Regions from separate parts of the Homo sapiens genome. Here region 1 is linked to region 2. A link is a contact called in ENCODE Hi-C or POLR2A ChIA-PET data. All regions are on one chromosome and are shown on one strand. The core of a region is the stretch at or near the end of the contact, and the rest is flanking DNA. Distances in the headings are between cores, read along the strand shown. Region 1 holds the start of LINC01779 (long intergenic non-protein coding RNA 1779). Region 2 holds the start of KIF21A (kinesin family member 21A).

What was found. Hi-C counts contacts between places; a loop is a spot of excess contacts on that map. ChIA-PET counts read pairs that join two places held with the same protein, here RNA polymerase II (POLR2A). Pooled maps may share reads with other maps.
Region 1: a loop to region 2 is called in a map of ascending aorta, with 6 times the contacts of the local background. The contact joins the promoter of LINC01779 here to the promoter of KIF21A in region 2. A Hi-C loop is called at or near these places in 3 of 168 maps with a recorded cell type or tissue (ascending aorta, gastrocnemius medialis and sigmoid colon), 1 of 37 single-sample maps with no recorded cell type and 14 of 50 pooled maps. POLR2A ChIA-PET finds 5 or more read pairs at or near these places in 1 of 52 experiments (GM12878).

The regions. Positions count from the first base shown.
Region 1 is chr12:40,223,481-40,226,249 of GRCh38, reverse strand. LINC01779 (long intergenic non-protein coding RNA 1779) reads left to right here and starts at 1,347. Exons shown (of 1, transcript NR_186584.1): 1 at 1,347-2,769. LRRK2 (leucine rich repeat kinase 2) reads right to left here and starts at 1,253. Exons shown (of 51, transcript NM_198578.4): 1 at 968-1,253; 2 at 610-695. The coding sequence starts at 1,118. LRRK2-DT (LRRK2 divergent transcript) reads left to right here and starts at 2,428. Exons shown (of 9, transcript NR_186757.1): 1 at 2,428-2,591. RefSeq lists a silencer at 1,128-1,487.
Region 2 is chr12:39,441,803-39,444,680 of GRCh38, reverse strand. KIF21A (kinesin family member 21A) reads left to right here and starts at 1,561. Exons shown (of 38, transcript NM_001173464.2): 1 at 1,561-1,754. The coding sequence starts at 1,711. RefSeq lists enhancers at 891-950, 1,232-1,732, 2,551-2,620 and a silencer at 1,031-1,930.

The DNA of each region.
Region 1 (2,769 bases), core at 98-2,597, 780 kb before region 2:
CTGGGTTTCCTATGGTACAGATTGTAAAAGTTTCACTTCTACATGCATTTTATATGACAACAGTTGCAAACTATGAGGGTCTCATAAGACATCACTTTCTTTAGATACTACAAGGTATACTACAACTAAAGGCTAGAAATCTTTGAATTTTAAAAAGTGCTGAACTCTACAAGAGTTTGCTAGTGACAAAGTTGCATTTTATCACTATTAATTATTCCCCTTTTCCAAACTATTCATAATCTTCTCATCTAGGACATGCTCTGTATTGGGAAGATACTTGGAATAGTCAAGTCTAAACACTAATGAATTCATCTTGCCAATAACGAGACTAAAACCGAACCCATTTTTATCCTCCTTCTACCACCATCCATACTGTTGGTTTTATAAAGTTACTTCTTAAAGACACTCAGGGAACACATACTGGGGCTCTTCATCCCGTTTACATTGCGTAATGATTTAACAATATTCCCATCTTAAAATCACAGTCAGAGGTTCCTCAAGCCAAATTTTGGGAATAACCAAGAACTCTCGGCTATATTAACATTGCCAGTAAAACGTCTCCTTCCAAACAGAAGGGAGAATGAGTTGAAGTGAAAACAATGCCTTTACCTGCTGCACACTCGCGACTCTCATATAGGAGTCCAAGACGATCAACAGAGGCACATGGATATTTTTGCCTTGAAATAACTTGGAGGCTGGAAAACAAGTGGGTGGGGAAAAGAAGCAAAGTCACAATCCACAGCACCCCCTCTCCTTTTTAGTCTGAAACGGGGAGAAAAGTCAAAAAGGTGAAGACCTTCCTGAAATTCTCAGCTGCTTTCTGCCCTAAGGAAAGGATATGGGAGTTTGCGGCTCCTTAAGAGTCCGGGTTTGAGCAGGGTCAAGGGGAGGAGGACAAAATTTGCAAATGTAAGGAGGGGGAGAAAGTTTGCAAAAATAAAAGCACAGTTTATTTTCAAGTGATTACCGCGCTCGGAGTACGTGAACACCAGCAGATCCTCCAGGATTTGGACCAGCGTTTCTATCTGTTTTCCTTCCTGGACATTGTTCAGCCTGACTATCAACTTCTTCAGAGTTTCCTCGTCCTCTTCGCACCCCTGACAGCTGCCACTAGCCATGGTGGCACCTGCTTCCAACCCGCCGCCCTCCCAGCATGAACGTCCGCTGCTCAGGGAACCGGCAGGGGCGCCGGCCACAGCTCCCCGGGGGCGAGCTCAGCTCACCGCCCGCAGCCAGCGCTCCCCGCGGGCCCCATCGGCGCCCACGCCCGCCTGTTTATGAGGAAGGAGGCAGCTCCCCGCCCCGCGTTGCCCTCCCTCTCCGGAGCCCTCCTGCTCGGCTTCCTCCTCCCCCACTCAGGCCCCAAAAACGAGCTCAGGGGCCTGCCAGAGGCTCCGCCGAGGCGACGGGCCGCGCAGAACTCTGGCGGCGGCCGTGGGGCTGCTGGAGCCGGGCCTGGCTGGGATGACCGTGACCGTGGCCCCCACGCACGCCTAGACCGGACCCCGGGCGGACGCCGCCTCCTGGGACCAGATTCCACCGCAGCGGCGGCGCGGCCGGGAGTCGCGCGGGAAGAAACTGACTCAGCGGACTCCGCTGAGTCCACAGGCCCGGAGCCCCGCAGCGGAGGCGCGCAGTGCGCAGCCCGGCCGGCCACCCTCCGCGACCCGCCAGCCGGGGATCCTGCGGCCCCACGGAAGGTCTGGGAACTGGGAGCAGGAAAAATGAAAGCCGCCTATCTCCAGATCTAAGAATAGAAATCAGGGCGCTGGGAAAAGAGGACACCGCCCAGATGGCCCCTTTTAGGAATACATTGTCTTTAGAGTTCCACCTATAGGGAGATGAGCAATTTTCCCCCAAAGGATGGAAAGAGGGGTTAGCCATCAAAACTGCCCCCGCTACTCTTTTTTATGATTTTTTGTGACTGTTAGTGGGAGAGGAAATAAACATTGTTTCCCTGTGAGTTATCTGAAGCTCTGGTCACCAAAAGGCCACTAAATTAACTTTTGGAAATTTGAGTTGCACTAGGCAGGATCCTGATACTTGGGACACCCGAAAAGTAATCAGCTCTCAGAGCTATTAGAGCTGAGACAAAGGACAGGGTACATGAAATGAAAGGTGAAAAGTTGAGAGAAGCAAACCTAAATACTCTTCTCTTGGTATTCAGAAATACTTATGAGTATGGGTGTCTATAACCCCAAAGTTTTTTGGTTTTGTCTTTTGATTGTTTGTTTGTTTGTTCTGTTAAGTACCTAAGTAATGTGTTTTTAGGAAAAGAAACCTAGCAAGAACATTGTAGACAAGGCTAGGCAAAGATGATCTATCCTTCAGGTGATGTGTCTGTCCTCAAGATCACTTACAAAGAAGAGGATTGGACTGGAAGTTACTACTTCACAATTTTAGTTTTGTTTTCACATCTGTTACTTCAATCCTGATGACAATTCTGAAATGGATACAACTACTACTATGTATCCTTCTTTCACTAGTGAGGAAATTGAGATTTGGAATTGAGAAGTGAAGAGCTTTGCTGGAGTCACACAGGTGGGAAGTTGAGAGCCAGGACTTCAACCCAGCAAATCTCCTAACTCCAGGTAGAAGGTTCTTCATGCTCTACCACTTTAATAAGAATGCTCTAGACTTTGTTAATACATTAGATTAGTAAGATAGCAAACTCCTACTCAACCTGGATATTGGGTCTATGTCTTGTTGTTATAGAGTCTTTAACTTTTACAGAGACATGCTAAAATATTTATAGTTGAAATGGTTAGG
Region 2 (2,878 bases), core at 312-2,811:
GGTGGCCAGCCCAGATCCACCCAGATATGGGCTTGCCAGGGCAGGGTGAAATGCAGCTCTGATTTGTTGATGGATAAATTTTGAGGCTAGGAAAGGCCCTCCAAAGAGTAGCCAGAGGAGAGCTTTCCCACCAATTTGATCTATAGAAGGATACTCAGCATCTCTGCCCTCTTTACCTCCCAGTTACATGTCTGTTAAGATTTAGGGGTAGTGAGATTAAGGGACAGAATAAATTTAAAACTATCTATAATTATATACCCCATCGGCCTTCCCATGGGTTTAAATCATCAAACACTTCTTGTTTTTCCCATAGTGTTGCAGCCTTCTCTGAGCCACACTGCTGTATCACTGCTGAACAAGATGATTAGGTATGTGATTGTAGATTGCAGGCATTTGAGGTAGTGCCTTTATTTGGATAGTGCCATTTAATTTGTGATACTATTTCGTATGAAGCCACATGTTTGTTTATAGAGATGTATGGAGCAGTCCACAAAAGATACTCTGTGGCAAAGCTAATAAAGGCTGTTTCCACAGAGCTATCTGAAGGCATGTGGAAGCACAATAGTGACAAACAGAAACCACAATGGGTCAATGTTGAGAGAATCCTGGGATTGGGAGGTGCTTTTTAAAGGCCAGAAGGGAAAGAAAATCAGTTTGGAAGGATTTACTACACAGCAGGTCTTGGTGGATATATTCAGTTCTGGGAACACTTGGCAGTACCAGGGTGCAGTTCATTTACCAGTGTACAAATGATTGAACAGAAAAGCATTCAGGAGTCTCGAATAAATCATTTCCATATCCCACCCGAGCTGGTAAACGGGCGATGAACTGTAGAACAGCCCAGCTGTCCAGAGACAGTGGACAAACCTGGGAGTCCGTTTAGCATGAATGACTGACTCCGGGGAGGGAGGAGGGAGGGCGTTCAGCTGGGGGCTAGGGAAGGGGGTCAAAGTCCAAGCTGCAGAGAGGACAATAAGGCTATGCGTGGGACACAAAGCCGAACCGCAGCAGCAGCTGCCTGGCTCCCGGCGCGCCGCTGAATCAAGCTTCGATTTGAGAAGGGACCTGGCAGCAGCGCGTGCACTAGCTGCTTCCTTCTCCCAGAAGAGCCTGGAAGGGCGCACAGGCTGGTCGCCCTCGGGCGAGGGCAGCCGGCGGCAGGCATCCCTCCCCCTCGCCTCCCTGCCCAGCAGCGCCAGGCAGTGTCCCGACGAGGGCAGGGCGGGGCGCAGGCTGGGGGAGGGCGAGGTGGGGCTGAGCCGCGCGGCGGCGGCTGACGCAGTGCGGGGCGAGGAGCCCGGAGCGCCCTGGCGGGCGTGGAGTCCCCAGCCTGGCCGCTGGGAGGCCGCGTCCCCACCGGAGGGGGCAGGGCGCACTCACCCGGCCGCCCTGAGGCCGCTGGCGGCCTGTTGGCTTCTCCACAGGCGCGCTCGCCGTTCAAGCGCGCTTTGTCCCCGCCCCAGATCCTGGGGGGTGAGCGGTGGAGAAGGGGCGGGCGCCCGCGAGCCGTGAATCACCTCCTCCTCTTGCTGCCTCAGCGCCGCCGCCACCTTTCCATTCAGTCGCCCAACATGGCTGGAGCGCGGCGGAGGTGAGCCGGCCGCCCGCCCGCAGACGCCCCAGCCTACTGCGCCCGAGTCCCGCGGCCCCAGTGGCGCCTCAGCTCTGCGGTGCCGAGGCCCAACGGCTCGATCGCTGCCCGCCGCCAGCATGTTGGGCGCCCCGGACGAGAGCTCCGTGCGGGTGGCTGTCAGGTGAGGACAGTCTGCCGGCGGCGGGCGGCGGGCGGCGGGTTGAGGGCGCGGCAAGGACCTGGCTGTGGCGCGGAGCACCGGCTACCGGGGTGGAGCGACCTGAGGGGCGTCCCGGCCGGGTTCTGCGGCTGAGGAAACTGAGGCAGTGAGTCCCCGCTGGCCTGGCACGCGCGGCCGGGTGCTGGCAGGGCGACTGCGCCGCCCTCACGCCGTCTGTGTTTGCAGGTGGCTGGCGGCTGCGCGGCGCCGGGTCCCTGGGGGGCGTCTTGACTTCTCTGGGGGAAAAGCCCTCGTCACTCCCCTCCGTCCCCTCGCGGGATCAGTCACCTCAGGTCTGGCCGCCTTGGGCTATCGCCTGTCCGGGAGGAGCTGCCTGTGCGCGGGGCTGTGGTGTTCTTTTTTATTAGTTCTAGAATGTCTGTCATACGTGTCCATGCAGCTCCGGCCTTCCCAGGCAGGAGACAAAGCATCTGACTATCAGCGCCGGCGACCGCAGGGCCCGCCGCGCGCCCACTCGGGTTCTGATGTCTGTGCAAATGAGACATCTTTTTCAGCATCACGGGGATCTAGACATGCCCCCGCGTGTGGGTAGAGGAGACAGATCTAGCCTCTTGGGTGTTGGAATGGGAGTGGAATTTAAGGTAAAATCCACTGGGGAGAGGTCTACAGAAGGAGGAAAACTCTTTAGCCAGAGGAAGGGTGAAATGGGTGACTGTGTGAAACATACTGACATTAGGCAGGGTGGATACAATGTAATCGTAACGTTACCCAGGCCAGGGTGTGAGTCTGGAAATACTAGGTACATCCTAGTATTGAAATTATATTTCGGCCAATGACAGGCACGAGTATTCGATGTAATTTCGGCTGTTTTGATACTTATCAAGAAGGAAAGCTCTGATAGTTGCTCATGGAAAATTGCAACATCATCACACTGTGTGAAAAATTAATGAAGCATTCATCCTAGAGTAAGTGCGTGGCTTTCACAGCTCTGAGAGTCTACTGTTAATTCACTTCTCCTTATTTATGCTTTAAGGATTATAAAAATAATCTACACTCCAAGGAATTAGGAACTATTAACAATCTCCCAGTCTTGTAGTCTTTCCAGAAAATTATTCTAAAAATTC